Linked DNA regions of Mus musculus: region 2 is linked to region 1. The links are chromatin loops, found by intact Hi-C in ENCODE. Cell type or tissue: left cerebral cortex. All regions are shown on one strand. Links, peaks and the distances in the headings refer to the core of each region. The heading gives the core; the rest is flanking DNA.

What was found. A loop is a pair of places that touch in the nucleus more often than their neighbours do. Peaks named below come from ENCODE experiments on the same cell type or tissue, not always from the same donor. Only the 100,000 strongest peaks of a DNase experiment are listed, where the experiment ranks them.
Region 2: it touches region 1 in a loop (3-fold over the local background); 10 of 42 quality-filtered maps call a loop at or near these places.

What each region holds. Positions count from the first base shown.
Region 1 is chr5:105,991,348-105,999,679 of GRCm38, reverse strand. No RefSeq gene overlaps it. Among named protein-coding and RNA genes, the nearest start is that of Gm25672, 77 kb to the left of the region's middle. In left cerebral cortex, for the core only: no CTCF peak of the experiment used is centred there; no DNase peak of the experiment used is centred there.
Region 2 is chr5:106,787,566-106,795,897 of GRCm38, reverse strand. No RefSeq gene overlaps it. Among named protein-coding and RNA genes, the nearest start is that of Gm33327, 11 kb to the left of the region's middle. In left cerebral cortex, for the core only: a CTCF peak has its summit at 4,506 (motif pointing right); a DNase peak (open chromatin) is centred at 4,532.

The DNA.
Region 1 (8,332 bases), core at 104-8,103:
TTCATAAAAGTGAAACCTAGATGCATTGTGAAGTAGGAATAAGAGTTTTCAGACAAAAGGAGACGAGAATGAGGAAGAGGAGGAAGAGGAGGAGGGGTAGGAAAAGAAGGAGGAAGAGGAAGAGGGGAAGGAAAAGAAGGAGGAAGAGGAGAAGGAAAAAACAAAGGGCTGGAACGAGGCTCAGTCCCTGGGTTCCCACATCAGAACCAGAAACACATACACACACATACAAACACACACACACACACATACATACATACATACACACACACACACACACACACACACACACACACACATACACACATTGCTACTAATAATGTGTAAGTATATTAAATAAATACAACCTTTTAATTAAAATGATCATTCTGTGACTTGGAATTGGGTTCTCGGTGTTGTAACCTCTCAGTCAACAGGAATTGATTCCATCCTCATCTCCTTTGCAAGGTCTCTGGTTCTGCTCCTGCTCCTCCACAGTTTATTGGTAAGTCCACATTACCTCTATAGATGTCCGTCAAGAGCCCTCGCCTCCTGCCTCTATTCATTTTCTCACCCCAGTTCCAGGACTATCTGAACAAATGTGGGCTCCTTTTACTTCCTATGACCAATCATGAACCACATGTGTTGCCCCCGCAGCTCTGCTTCTTCAGCCCAGTCACTAGACACTATTGCTGAGGTAATGTTGAGTGCTATAGCAGGACGTTTTGATCTGTACATTAACATGTTTCCTAAAATGACATACCACATACAGAACTCAACCCAAGAGTTCTAGAGGAAACGTGGCCCAGGGGACCATATTAAGTGTAGTACTGCAAAACTGCACCTCTACCTGACTTCCTCCTCTCATGCCTGACATTATTTCTAAGACCCCTCTAACTCCTCTTGGCAAGCAACCTGCAGGGCAGCTCTTAACCACGGTGGCTTCTTTACCGTCTCCTCTCTTTGTTTTCCCTGTAAGCGTGCTCCTTTAATAAAAGAGTGTCTCAGAGGGAACTTCAATCCACGGCCTCCCTCCGCTGCTGCTCTTAATGCTGCGTGTTTAACACACCTTGGAGATTACTCTTAAATCCTGGGAAATCTTTAAGCAGCAACACACTGGCAACAGAAAACACTCCCTCCCCTGAGACCTCAGGGACAGAAGAACCAGAGTGCCACAGCCTGGGAAAGAGGCAGACTACCCCATGGATGGGACAGGACACTAACCCAGGGTACCCTAGGGATGACTTGGAGGCCCTGCCTCCACACCAAATACATGGTCCCAGGACTGGCTGTGCCCAAAGGGTAGGGCTTCCACATGGAGTGAGCACAGCCCCAGAGTGGTACAGGAACTCAATGGGCCATCTATCTCCACCTCTGCTGTAGTCAAGGGCTGGCTAAGACCATTGCAAAGTGATGTGGGTCAGTTTTTCCATTCTTCTCTGCATAGACCCAGCAGTTCGGTCACTCGGGCCTGCCTCATTATGGAATCAAACAGTTGGATATATTAGAAAAGATTTTCTTCTTTTTTTAAAAAAGGTATTTATTTATTTATTTCATGTAAGTACACTGTAGCTGTCTTCAGACACACACCAGAAGAAGGCATCAGATCCCATTACAGATGGTTGTGAGCCACCATGTGGTTGCTGGGAATTGAACTCAGGACCTCTGGAAGAGCAGTCAATGCTCTTAACCACTAAACCATCTCTCCAGCCCTAGGAAAGATTTTCATACGCTGTTTTCTTCCTAGAAAATATTTATAAACTTATAAATCTTTACAAATACTAATAAGGGTAGTGGAGCACAACTTTAACCTGAAAACTCAGGCTGAGGCAAGAAGATGCCACAAAAAGGCCAGCCTGGGCTACACAGTGGGTTTCAGGACAACCTAGGCTACAGTGTGAAATCCTATCTTAAAATAAATAACAAATAGCAACAAAATATATAATATATATATGCAAACTTAAAGAGTACTAACCCAGGGAGCAGCCCTCTAAAACATTGTTACAGTTACTACGTACATGGTACCTCAAAGAGTCAAGGTGCTGACACATCGCCTTAATACCCTATGGTCTCATGTTTACAAGTGGTGTTGCCAGGGGTCTACTGGAATACAAACAAATATTAAAAATTTTGAAAATTAAATAGCCTAGCCTTCTTTAAAGTTATTCTTTAAAGTTAGGTGTGGGGTTTCATGCCTATTGTCACAGCACTCTGGAGGCTGAGTAAGGAGAATTGGCATAACCTCTGGGCCAGCCTGGGTTGCAGAGTGAGACCCTTTTGAAAGGAAGGAAGGAAGGAAGGAAGGAAGGAGGGAGGGAGGGAGGGAGGGAGGGAGGGAGGGAGGGAGGGAGGGAGGGAGGGAAGGAGAGAGGAGAGGAAGGAAAAAAATCAAAGTTATATTTTTAATAGAGGGTAATAAATACTGACTAACAATTGTGCCTTAAAATATGGAGAATTTTTCAATTAATTCCTATTTTACATGTATGAGTGTATTGCCTGTGTGTGTTTAAGTGCAGCACATGTGTGTGCTGCCCATGGAGGCCAGAAGAGGGCACTGGATCTCCTAGAGCTGGAGTTACAGACTTGGGACCTACCATGTAAATGCTGGGACTCAAACCAGGGTCTTCAGCAAGAGGAGCCAGTGCTCTTAGCTGCTGAGCTGTCTCCCCAGCCCCAGCACAAGGAGAATTTTATAACATAATGAAATAAAAGACTTTGTTCCCCACACTCTCCCAAACCAGAACCCCATCTCGTAGTTTACAAGTGTTCGGACTCTGCTTTTGCAAGGGAAGTTCACGGATAGGAGCAAGCCAAGAATAAGCTACAAAAACAATTTCCTTCAAAAATCCATTTCACATTTACCTCCTGAAGGGCCAAGGCTTAGGAAAGGGCCGTTTTGATCTGAAAGAACAAAAGAAAAGCTGACGGGGATGTACTGATGGATTCTATCAGCTTACCTCTGGTGAGCAGGGAGGCGTCTGCGTCACCCCATTGCTGATATGCAAGACATGACTTACTTAGAGGTACATTCAAGGAAGAACGTCATCCCGGTGAAAGCAGTGGAAAGATAGTAATAGTGTAACTATTACATTTAATTAATTAATTAATTAAACCCATAGTGTAAATACTACACTAACTAGTCTGAGAAAGCAAACTTCAATACTGAAAACAGAAAGGTCTTGGCTCTGCACAGTTCACTTTCTCGCCATTAGCATGAGAGGACAAGCCACCTTGGGTGCTTAAGAACTGGAGGCCCTCTAACACCAGGCCCTATGTGACCCTGCAAATAGAACCCTGGTGGAATCAGGCACACTGTCTGCTAAGTGAGTGTGGTGTATCCCTTACTGGCATTTTTTATTCTGTATGAGAATGTGAGTTTTAATAGAGACTCACATGCTTTCTCACCCTAGATATGAAAGGGTCTAGCTGCCCCTGAATGGCCCGTGTTTCCCTCCCTACGCGGTACTGATGACAAAGCTGTGTCACCATTTCACCTCCTAAGAGCAAGAATCTGCCTTGGTTTCTGCCATTGATCTCCCCTGCATGTACAGAGAACCAACTGTGTGCCCAACAAACAAACACCTGCTCAGACCAAGCTGAGCACTCAACACCAGGGTCTGCCTTCCCACTTTATAAACACACGGCAGAGACACTGATGCTGAATCTGCTTCCTTAAAAGGAACACCATCATTCCCTTCCCCAGCCTGTGCTCCAGGTGACTTCTAGAACGGATCTGGTACCTGCCTTCACAGGTACCGCTAAGTCCTGAACAAGTGAGGCTGCACCAGATGCAGCGGGAGGCTGGTGGCTTTGGCTGAGCTCGGTATTTTCAACCAGCAATGGGAGAATCAGAGTCAGTGAGGCTTGGCTTCCCCTAGCATGGCTGCTCACCCACCCCAGGCTAGCCCAGGATCCCAGGCTAGCCCAGGATCACCTCTCCATACTCTGTAATCCTTATGACCAGAATCTAATCAACGCCAGATGTGGCAATCTCTGAGAACAAAGCTCTTATTTACCCGATGCTTCTGATGCTTGGTTCTCCTGATACTGTCTCAGCAGCATAGGTCCCAATTCTCTGCCACTAGGCATAGTATTCTTTCTCATGACTCTTATACAGGTGGAAAGTTAAAATGTGGACTACTTAATGAGGGAAAAATGAAGGTTTCACGTTGTAGCCAGAGTCAATACTCTCTGCCTGGTAAACAGAAAAGAAAGATTTCATGGATGTTGCTCTTGATGATTGGCTTCGTTTGAAAATGGTTGGGGAACTATCTAAACCCACAACTCTTAAACTAACAGCACTGCCCAACTCATAGGTGGTTCAGAAAAAAATAATCTCAAGCGGCAAGTAGGCTTGCTTCCCCCATCCAGTTTCTGCCGGCGACTGTAACACACCAGGACGCTCTACACTGGATCAGAGACTATAATACGCCAGGATGCTCTACATGGGATTACTAAAGCTAGGGGTCACACAGCTATTTGAGGCGTTAGATTTTGTTTTTGTTTTAGGGTAAATCCAAGTATCTAAGTAGAGCTATCTTAACATGTTTCCAAATTAGCTTTCACATATGAAATATGTGCCCATGGAAGATTGTGCATTAGTTTTGCCATTACAAGATTTTGCTGAAAGGACCCTGATATAGCTGTCTCCTGTGAGGCTATGCCAGTGCCTGGCAAATACAGAAGTGGATGCTCACAATCATCTATAGGATGGAACACAGGGCCCCCAATGGAGGAGCTAGAGAAATCACCCAAGGAGCTGAAGGGGTCTGCAACCCTATAGGTAGAACAACAATATGAACTAACCAGTACCCCCAGAGCTTGTGTCTCTAGCTGCATAGGTACCAGAAGATGGCCTAGTTGGCCATCATTGGGAAGAGAGGCCCCTTGGTCTTGCAAACTTTATATGCCCCAGTACAGGGGAACACCAGGGCCAAGAAGTGGGAGTGGGTGGGTAGGGGAGCAAGGCGGGGGGGGGGATATTAGGGGACTTTTGGGATAGCATTTGAAATGTAAATGAAGAAATATCTAATAAAAAATTTTTTAAAGAATTTAAAAAAAAAGAAGAAGAGACCAAAGAGTCTTTTCTGAGTTGACATCTTGACTATCTACACATCCTCTGAGGCTTGTCTTTAAGCAGAGGAAGCTCTTCTCTCCAGGCATCCTATCTTACCAGCTTCAGGGGGGAATCTCAACCTCAGCCCCTGCTTCACTGTCTGTTCAGCTAGCAGGAAACTGGTCATGTGACCACTTTATACTGAATGGCAGCAAACTGGTCATGTGACCACTTTATACTGAATGGCAGGAAACTGGTCATGTGACCATTGGAACTAGATCAGCAATTTCATGGAGTTGAGAAATAAAAGATTCAAGCCTGGCAGGTTAGTTATCATTAAATATAAATATTTGTATTGACTCATATATACCTACATATACAGCAATGACGAGGAGCAAGAGTGACTTGTTTGATCAAAGAAAAACTATAATTTCAAAGTGGGCACCTGCTGTTCAGGAAAGAATTCTGCACAGATCTGTAACAAATTATTGACAGGAGGTACCTTCAAACACATGAGTTGGAAGAGACACTTCTACACGTATGGGGGTTTTCTAGCAATTAAGCTGTTTTGTTTTTATGTGAGACAAGGGTCTCATGTTGTACAGGCTGCCTGGAACTTACTATGTAGTCAGAGCTGACCTTGAACCTTTGACCCTCCTGCTTCTACTTCCTGAGTGTTAAGACCATGCCCAGTGCTGGGGATGGAACCAGGCCTCACACATGCTCAGCAGACAGACATTCTACTAAGCAATCATGGGCGTTTATGTGGAAAAAAAAAAATTAAGGCTGCAAGAAAATAGAGTGGACACCTTCTCAGACGTCTAAGACACTCCCGTTCTTCCTCCACCTCTTCAACCCTCTGCACTGGCTGAAAGGAACGTGCTTCTCTTCCAGCGTCTGTTGTACCAGTCATTTCTGAGCACTTTAGGCTTAGGGGAGCACGGTGATCCCCAGGGTAACAGACTAGAGCACAGACCATCCGCTCGCAGACTTGCCGCTTCTCTTCAGGGGATTTCTCACCAGAAATGGAAAGCAGGTTCCTGCTGGATCCACTCGCTATCATCACCCACAGCAGTCTTGGCCCTCTGTGCCTCCAGTCAAGCAGAAATGAAACTTTCTGTCTATTTCTGCGGTCCCTTCCCGTCCATCCCCGTGTCTCCTGAGGCCACTCTGCCCCACAGAGCTCCAAACTTGCAGCTCAGCAGAAAGCGTATCTGGGCCTGAAAGGTCAGCCCCCCTGAACCAAAAGGGCTTTTGCTTTTCTTGCCCTTTGTGGGCGAGGGGGATGCTGCTTTCGCATTTGCAGAGAGGAGCTTACCCCATGCTGCTCACACTGATGAATCTAATGGCTTCCTGGCATGTCAAGATTCCCAGCCACCTGCTCAGCTGGCTGTGTGCCCACATCAAAGGTGGCACGTCATGAAGGAAGGGGACCATGGACAGCAACCATAGACAGTAGGCCCAGTAAGCACAACTATGCCTTGCTTTCAGGAAGACCTCTGAAGCCTAGCACGGGCAAGGTGGTGCATCTGCTAACGACCATTGGCAAAAAAAAAAAAAAAAAAATATTAAGACCAGTTTCCACTGTGAATTCTCCTTTTCTCATTGGTTATCAGAGGTGGACTTAGGAATTTAGAGGAGGCGAGGCCTGACTGTGAGGACTTTTTCCACATGACCAAGCACCAGACAGGAGAGAGTTCCATCCACGCTGAAGAACATGTAGAGATTATGAAATTTATAAGTCACTACTGAGGTTGCCCAGTCCCATAGCTGGGATTCATGCCCTTCCAGAGCACACACATACATGAAGATGTGTTGGGCAGTCTTATACTAATAAAAAAAAATGTTACATAACTGAACATCAATTGGCTTATGCCTTATGTTTAATTGGCTTAATCTGGAAACCTGACTCTTAAATCAAGCTGGAAGAAAAGCAGAAGCAAGGAGCAGAGATTTGGAGCAAGTGTAAGAAAGTCAGCATAAATGGAACTGGGGTGACTTGGGGTTGAAATCACCTTACATCTGAAAACACCCCCCTTACCTATGCCTGAAGTGCCTACACTGTTGGGGAAGACTAATAGGATAATTTCTCAAGCTTTGTCTTTTATCTTCCCTCTTTGTTGTATACACACAGGGACACGCACAGGCACAGACACACACATACATGCATACACACATGTACACACCTGCATACACACACACATACACATGCCCATGCACGTACACATGCACACTCATACACACACGCACACCCACATACACCAGGACAAGCATGGTCCCTTAGATGCTGGCAATACTGTGATGGTCACCATGGCTACTGGGGGTGCTCCCCCTCATCATCAGTACATGGGAGACAAGGACAGCAAACGGAAAGAAGACACATAAAGACAGTTCACACCAGGTCTGGGTCCTAAATTTGTCACTGACCAACTGCAAGTCCTTAGACACAAGTTTCTTCCTCATCGTGGAATGGCAGTCCTCCATTTTGATTCTCTCAGAGCAGTTCGATGGCCAGCTGGCAACCACAGCTGCCCAGGCAGTGCCTTTTGAAATCCCAAGCCTGGCTTTCTGTAAATTGAGTGCATCTCTGTACCTCAGTTTACCCACCTATCCAACTGGCAAACATGTCATGTCTGATAAAAAGGAAATACTATGTAAACATCGGCCACGGTTAGTAATTTTTGAGACGTGTTTGCAGCTCACCCAGGTCAAGCACCCTCCATACATCTCCTGCATGCTACCAGCTCAACACATCCGCTCTGACCACATGTCTTAGTACCCCACAAGAACTCATTGAGCGTTTGTTGATAAAATAATGAGATAGAAGCAGGCCCCCATGAGCCAGTCATCTGAGCAAACACAAAGACAGTATCCTACTCGTGAGCATGTGCAGACAGACAGACAGACAGACAGCAGACTGCCTCTGTTTTTGATACCTGCTGCTCGCCGGGCACTGCAGAAGGCAATGTGCAAATGAATTTCCACTTTGTGTCTTATCTCTGAGGATTAATGTCCTGTGGGCTCTTTTATGGATGAGGAAATGCCAACTTAGACAAGCTTAGATGCTCCCCTACTTCGTGCACCCTGAAGATTACAAGGCTCGCCCTCAGACAACCCAAAGCCAGTGTACCCTGTGATATTTGACTAAGGGCAGTTACTGGAACCCGAGCACCTTGGTCTGTGTGTCCATCAAAGGAGAGGGCCCTAGCACCTCTTAGAACTGCAGTGAGGACTAGAGTGAGCGGTGTGGCCCTCTGCCCCACACTGGCATTCAGCAAGCACTAGCTGCTGATAGCT
Region 2 (8,332 bases), core at 38-8,037, 800 kb before region 1:
TGTTAAATTTAACCAAGGCTTAGAAAAGGTTTTTGTTGGCTTTTATCATGGCGTCCAGAATTAAGTGGACTAGGAGGATTTCTGATGGGGAAGTGCTGACTTCTGTCCTAGAGCTCAGCAGTCCAGATGTAATTCCCACCTTCATCCAAGGGCAACCCATTCCAGGAACCTGGGCTCTTCAGTGTGGGGTTGTGATTAACTGAAATTTGGTGACTAGATAACCAGGAAATACGGAGACAGAAGGATGTCTAAGTTCTAAGGAGATCATGCAAGAATACAGACTAGGTCACAAGATAGGGGTGGGTGGGGCACTCCAGTAAATGCCAATAGACCAAGGAGGTGGGGCCATATCAGGTCAGGATGTTGCTTGAAGATGTAAGCAATTTAGTGTCCCATGTGCGTCAGGAAAAGCAAGTGTGCTCAAGCCCAGACCTAAAGCCATCAACATCAAATTGCTGCTCGATAAAGCTGTGAAGGAAGAGGAGAAAAATCTTGAGTTAAAAAAAAAAATCAATCTCATTTTTTGTGCTCATTTTTCTTCAATTTACATCTAATGTTTCCCTCAGGAAAACTGTCTTTCCCACTTCTACGTATTATATCTGAAGAAATTGCAGCACTACCCAAATCTCTTTAAACTGAAGGTTCATTTTTCCTAGGAAACACATGAGCGTGTGCAGTCTTGACTTTCATTGTCACCTTGGGTTTCTGAAGGAGTCCCTCACACTTCCCGCTAGCGAGTTTCAAATTGGAAAACTCCACTCAACTGGAATTTCTTTCCCCACTATAGGGAAGAAAGACTCAAGGTATGCTTACCAATCGACTGTTACACATACACAAAGACATGTAACACTGCACGTCTAATTTAAATTTGCTTAGATAGATTGGCTTCCATCGAAAACATCAATCCAATCAATGTGTTGACTTTAATCATATTTTCTTGAAAATCTAAAAAAAAAAAAATCTGAGAAATTCTTCAAACGACGTAAAAAGTGTTGATTTTAAACAGATTAAAATGGAAGTTGGTGGAAGCAAAGCTGGCTGCATCATTACCTCTTGTAATGGCATCAAGCTGGTTATAATGAAGTTTGGCTTCTTCCCAAGTAAATTGAACAGAGGACCTCTGAGTTGGGTTTGAGTGTATGGTGTCATCCTGGCTCAGTGAGCTACTTGCACTGTCATGGAGTTTGGTCTAAATCTCCAGGGACAGACTGTTAATGACAGGGAAGTGACCACCTCAGAAGTGCCAAGAGGGCCTGATCCGCTGCGGTCTGGGGTTACATCCCAGCCACTCTACTCCAGGGACACCATGAACTTAGACCCAAACAAGTCTCTAATTTCTCATCCCTAGACCAACGGAAGGCGGCAGTACCCTCAGGTATAGCCTCAGGCCTCCCATACACTGAGCCGTGAGCCATGAGTCCTCTACAAGAGACACAGTAAGCTCAGGGGAGCCTGGTACATGGCTGGAGATTATCCAGGGCCTGGGAATGGGTTTGGGACAGTCTGGAAGCACCTCTGACCATATTTGCTTGTTAACTCTTCCACAATCTCCAGCGCCTTTGGAGGCATTGGCTCCTTAAACAGAATTCCTGACTGCTCGTCAGACTCCGGCTGTTCCATCCCAAGGCTTGAACCTTGGCTTAAAAAGCAGATGCCCAGCCTCCTCCCACACAGTCCTGCAGGACCCTTGCCTGGCTCTTCCTCACGTTCTAGGACTTAACCCCTTGTGCACCACTCCCCTTCCAGGTGATGCCTCCCTGTGGCTCCAGTTGTGATGCCATAGGCGTCACATGATGTAACCAACTGCCATTTCTTTAGTCCCTACCAGGTGCCTGTGGGCTGGGGTCTCAGCTGTTTCTCAGAACTCATTAACGTGGATGTACCATCTTAATTTTCAGACAAGAAAACTAAAGCTCAATGAGGTTAAGTGGGTTTCCCAAGAAACCAAACTCACCATGCACAGAGCCCAGGTTCAGACCCAAGACTGGCAGAGGTCAAAATTAAGGTTTCTAGCTGTGCCCTCACAGTCAACTGGGAATAGGAGGAAGATAGGAGCCCTGTCTGCTCTTCATGGCAGTTCAGTAAAATGAACGAGGGAACTGGTCACTCCAATCCCTTCAGTGTCACCCTTCCTCCGGCCACTAAGAAGCCCTCCTATTTTGTGCAGGCTTCAGTCAGCTTCAGCACAAACAACCCTGGCAATGGCTTACCCTAGCCAGTGCTTCAATCTCACGCTTGCAGCTTTGTGGCTTTCTGGAAATCACGTCAGGCGGCAACATAGCATAGAGGTCGAACAGGAACATATCAACAATATAGAATAACCCGGGGGGTCACTCCTGACCAGCGGTGTATGAGCGCTGATAAAGACCTATGTCCTGCTTCTCCTTTCCTCATGATAGACATTCCCCGAATCTTCATGTGGAGCTGTGGAAAGTTCCACAGGGTCAAGCCGCATCCGTGGCCGAGCCACCAACACATCAACACATCTAGGTTGAGCTGAGTTTCTCTCTCTGTTTTCCTCTGGCTGATCCCTCATTCCTACCAAAGAGCCACATTTTCAAGTAAATTATCTACAAGCCTTCATCCCAGGCACATAGGCAGAGGAGGACCGCCTTGCTGGGGGACAGCTTACGTAGCATGAGAAAGGCCCAGGGGTCAATCCCTACTACAGAAAAAAACAAAAAAACAAATAAAATAAAAGTCCAGGCTATATATGTATGTTTATCTCACTGGATACTATGGTTGCAGGAAGGGGTAGTATAACAATATCTTAAATAAGGTCCTAATGTCCCTAAAAGATTGGAGTGATTGGGGTGGGCAGAACACTTAGTGGGTAGAGCTCTTGCTGCACAACCGTGGGAAACTAAGTTCAAGTCCCCCGAATGCACACACAAAACTTGGATTTATCATGGAATCGCAGACATCAGCGCAAAGCCAAGGGTCGTGATACATTGGAGCCTATAACACCATCCAATGAGAAATGGAAATGTACAAACTGCCTGACAAGGAAATTAAAATTAACCACCATACAGAAACCCAGTGAGCTACAGAATACGAGACAATTAATATCAGAAATGCATTACCAAAACAAACAATGCAACAGCAAAAATAGATCTTTAAAAAGAACCAAGCTGAGGCTGGAGAGATGGCTCTGTGGTTAAGAGCACTGACTGTTCTTCCAGAGGTCCTGAGTTCAAATCCCAGCAACCACATGGTGGCTCACAACCATCCGAAATGAGATCTGATGCCCTCTTCTGGTGTGTCTGACAACAGCTACAGTATACTTACATAGAATAAATAAATATATCTAAATAATAATAATAATAATTTAAAAAAACTACTTGGGGAAGAAAGGGTTGTATCATCTTACAAACTCCCAGGTCATAAGAGAGTAGCCAGGGCAGAATGTCAGGATCTGAGACCGTGGAGGACTCCTACTTACTGGCTCACAGGTACCTGGGTCAGAGTTCCCTTCCCAGGTGTAGGCAGCTTACAAAGTGTACTCTAGCTCCAGGGATCCAACATCCTCACCCACACACAAGTGGCACGCAAGTGGCATGTGCCTGCACACACACACACACACACACACACACACACACACACACTTAACAAATAAAATTTGTAAAGTACAAAATATAAAGAAAAAAATTAAAAATTGGACTTCATAAAAATAAAGAACATTGGCTCTTCGAAGGGCACTGTTGAGGGAACAAGAAGCAAGTTGTACACTGGGGGAAAACGGTTTTATAACGCATGCCTACTAAGCGCTGCAAGCCTGTATTAGGGGACAAGCAACTCATCTGAAATGATCCCCGGGGTCTGGCTACTCCCAACGATTGCTGCTTGAGCTGCCTTGTATTTAAACAACAAATTCTCGTTTCTGTTCTGGACTGTTCCCAGGAATGCTGGCTTTGGCAATCCCACCGTGTATGGTTGTACTGGGACAGTGGCTTCCCTGAGAGCTGCCACAGCAGCACAGCCCTCAATGGGGGGGTCGGGGTGGGGGAGCTACCTGATCCTCCTGAGAAGAGACTGTGGATCCTCTTGTATACAAAAATCTGTTTCCAATGTTGGGACTGGACATAAGGCTGGGGGTGGGGGGAAGGGGGGGACTTGAAGCCAAAGACTGTGTAAGCTCTACTTCCGAAATTCCTTTTTTCCTCTAGTTTCTGTGAACAAGGAGCACTGCATTGGAGCACCATCTCCTGCTGTGTAGCCCTGGTGTGGGGGAGGGAAGGGGGAAAGGGAAGGGGTTGAGGGGGTGCTCTTGTCTTTAATTTATTCATCTGTAGAACACGAGGAATAGCTTCAACCTGAAAGGCTGGCCGAGTGGATTAACAAGATGCATAACCCTTTCCCAACAGTTCCTGGACCCAGTAAGGGGGCTGACAAGAAGACTCTTGGGCCCGGTGCCTCTGACTTCTGGCTCACCTTCATCCCTTCCCCAGAGGACTGAGTTTGACATTGTGTCCTTGGTCTGGTCCATGGCTGCAGCGCAGGAAGGCCTTCTGCCAGTAGATGTCAGACATGACTCATTAGAAGAAAGTCTATCCCATCGTTCAAGCATAGCGCATGGCGGGCCATGATGAGCAGAGACAGTCTTGGTTTTAGAGCTTTTTTGTAGAAAGGCAGAGGGAAAGAGAGAGGTAGAAAGTGAGAGGCCGGCCATGGCCACGTGGAGAGAGGGGGGAAGGGAAAAAGAGAAGGAGGGCTAGAGAGTAAGAAAGGTGAGGGCTTAAGAGAATGAGGAGGGGGCCAAGCAGCCCCTCTTATAGTGGGCTGGGCTATCTTGCTATTACCAGGTAACTATGGGGAGGAGCATAGTCAGATAACTGTGGGGGTGGAGTCTAGCCAGAATGCTAGAAGCTTGGGACATTGTCTGCATGACTGATAGTCACAGTCACAGAATTATGGAGTTGGGAGCTCTGTAGTGTCAGGCACCTGTCTCTGGGAATGAGGCTTGCTTTTCCAGCCCTTGTAGAGTTCTCTACTGGGTCACTGAAACAAGCCCCATTCAACCAAAATAGGCTGCCTATCACAATCCCACTCACATCTTACTCCAAGTACTTGGGAGAGTGAGGTTCAGGGTCAGCCTGTCTACACAGTGACAGCCAGGGCTGGGGGTCTGTGTACACAGTGACAGCCAGGGCTGGGGGTCTGTGTACACAGTGACAGCCAGGGCTGGGGAAATCTGTGTACACAGTGACAGCCCAGGCTGGGGGTCTGTGTACACAGTGACAGCCAGGGCTGGGCGTCTGTGTACACAGTGACAGCCAGGGCTGGGGGTCTGTGTACACAGTGGCGGCCAGGGCTGGGGGGTGGGGCAGACGGGTTTCTTATTTTATATCTTATGGGGAAGGAGTTTTAAATTATTACATCTAAATGCTCCAAAAAGTAATCTAATGGGTATTGGGCCCCCAAAGCTTCATTTTATAAATGCTATAAAGAAATGCTCTGTGAGAAGTGATAGCTTAGCCCAAATCCTAAAACAAAGCCAGTGCACCCTCAGGTTACTTTTGTCCTCACTGCCATCCCCACTTGAACAACAGGTCATCCCTGCCTACTGTCACTGATGGTGACATCCTGACATCCGTCAGATGCCTGTAAATGGTCACACACTTTAACTTAGAAAGTCTACTTTTGGAGACACTGTCCAAGGAACCTATCAGCTCTTCCAAGACTGACACCACACTATTTATGGCCATATTGTTTACACAGTGCAATCTGGGAATAACTAAGAGATCCAATTATAGAGATGCTGACACGGAAAGATGGTGCAGACCGATGACAAAATGTTAAAACGTCACCGAAATGTCATTTCCAAAGAATACTTTGTTTTGTTTTTTGGTTTTTTGGTTTTTTGAGACAGGGTTTCTCTGTGTAGCCCTGGCTGTCCTGGCACTCACTTTGTAGACCAGGCTGGCCTCGAACTCAGAAATCCACCTGCCTCTGCCTCCCCAGTGCTGGGATTAAAGGCGTGCGCCACCACGCCCGGCACCAAAGAATACTTAATGTTGTGGAAAATTACAATATAACCTCACTTGGCAAAAAGACATAAAATTACACATACAAATATGTATATAATAAACTTTTAAATATATTTACATATTCATTTTAAAGTGCTCTTAGAGAGAACCTTGAAAAAAGCAACTTCAAATTAAAATATGAAACAATCAAAATGTTAATAGCATTTGTCTCTCGGTAGCAGGGCTATGTGCTTTAATGCCTTCTTTCTTATTAATTTTCCTAATTTTTAGTAATGCATATATGTTATTAATATAATCAGGAAAGTGTCTGTTTCAATCATATTAAAAATATCATTTGGAATAGTTATTATCTAGAAAAAAAAGATTATATTCAGAAAATAAAAAGCAAAGACCAAGGTTTTTCCTGTCATCAATCTACTGACACAGTTTACAACTCAGTCCTCAGGGGAGGAGGACAAAGGCACCACCACAAAGGGGACAAAGTCAGGACCACCACAACCACTCAGTTGGTTATTCAGGTAACTTCAGGTAATGCATGCGCAGAGGGTGTGCTATGGTTGCCATGGCAGCAGACTCAGACTGGTCTTGTCGCCTAGGGATGATGTCATCCCTGGATTCAGAGGCTGGTTGTAAACAGCTTCTGATGCTAACAACCATCACTGGGGTTGACTGTCACTGGGGACGACTGTTATCAGTGACATCACATCCTGAAAAGCAAATGTGAAATTAAACAAATTTAACATCTAGAATTTAAACAAATTATCTTTGATTTTTATTAGAGGATATTAATTGAATAAAATAATGGGTTTCGCTGCAACTTTGATCATATCTGCTCCCATCCTCCTCTGCCACTCTCACGCATACCCACATACCCATGGGTCCCTTCCTCCTTAAAAAGAAAAAAAAATCTCCACCTTCTACTTTCCTGCCTTTTTTAAAGGTCAGTGCACACTCATGTGCTTCATCATGACTTCTTCATACACAGGATACTCCATATGCTGCCCCTTGCTCTCCTTCCCAACTGACTGTCCTTTTGAAAACTCCTTTCTGTCTTCCTGAGTCTGACTTATTTCACTCACTATGAGGATCTCCAGCTCAGTCCGTTTTCTGCGAATGACTCTGTTCTCCTTTCAGTCGTATACTGTTCTGTGCACGGGCCACGTTCTCCATACACTGTTGTCTGAGGACGATGCCTCAGCTGACCCTAACTCTGCCTCTGTGGACCGGGCTGTAGGAAGCCTGGGGCTACAGGGATCCTTGCCACGTGCCGTTTGAAGCCCTTGTTAATTTGTCAAGAGTGGTATTGCTGATAGTATGGTGATTATATTTTTAGATTTTGCGGAAACTTCGTACTGATTTCCATAGTTACTGGACTTATTTAAATCCCCTCCCCCAGCTCCCTCGGCATCTCTGTCTCCTTGATGCAAGCCATTGTGACTGAGCTGAGAAAGAACCTCAGTGTGCTTTGGATTTTACTAAAGACGAGCACTTTTATTACTGTATTTTTTAGCCATTTATCCTTATTCTGAGAACCATCTCTTTACTTCATTTGCCTGTTTACTCTCTGAATTATTATTCTTTATTATTTGAGAAACAATTTCTCAAATAACTCAAGCTCCCTGGGGCAGCCAGTCTTCCTGACTGGCACTCTGCTTCTCCTCATGACCTGGATATGCAGGTGACTGCTTCCCGACCTCCATCTCTGAGTACCTTCACCACTGTGACCATCCTTTATGAACCAGGAGAAATGTGCTCAGGCAGCCATTCCCTAGTCTATCTCAGAATCTCATCCCAAGCTCATCGTGACAAACATGACCCAGTTCTGTGTGATCCTCCAAGTGGATCTCTCTCCTTCATCTTTCTCTCCCCAGTGTCTCTGGACCACCTTGACCTTCCAACCTACACAGCTGTTTGAGTTCCATCCCCAGAGAGGCTCTTCCTCCTAAACTGCCATCAGCCAGCATTGCCCACACAGTCCTGGCTCGTAAACACTAATAGCACAGGGAGCGGTAACAAGCTTCCAACAATGTCTCCTCTAGGTAACGCTTGGAGAGTCGCTGTACATCTGTCCCTTTGCTATACACAAAGAAAAACAGTTATGGCTCAAGATTTGTACATACTTGGGGCCTGGAGACACAGATCAGTTAGTAGATGACAGCCTAGCATACAAGTAGCCCTGGGTTTGATGCTTAGTACAACGTAAACTGGTCGTGGTGACCCTCACCTACAGTCCCAGGACTCAGAAGGTGGAGGTAGGAGGATTAAAAACTCAGGGTCAGCCGGGCAGAGGTGGCGCACACCTTTAATCGCAGCACTCGGGAGGCAGAGGCAGGCAGATTTCTGAG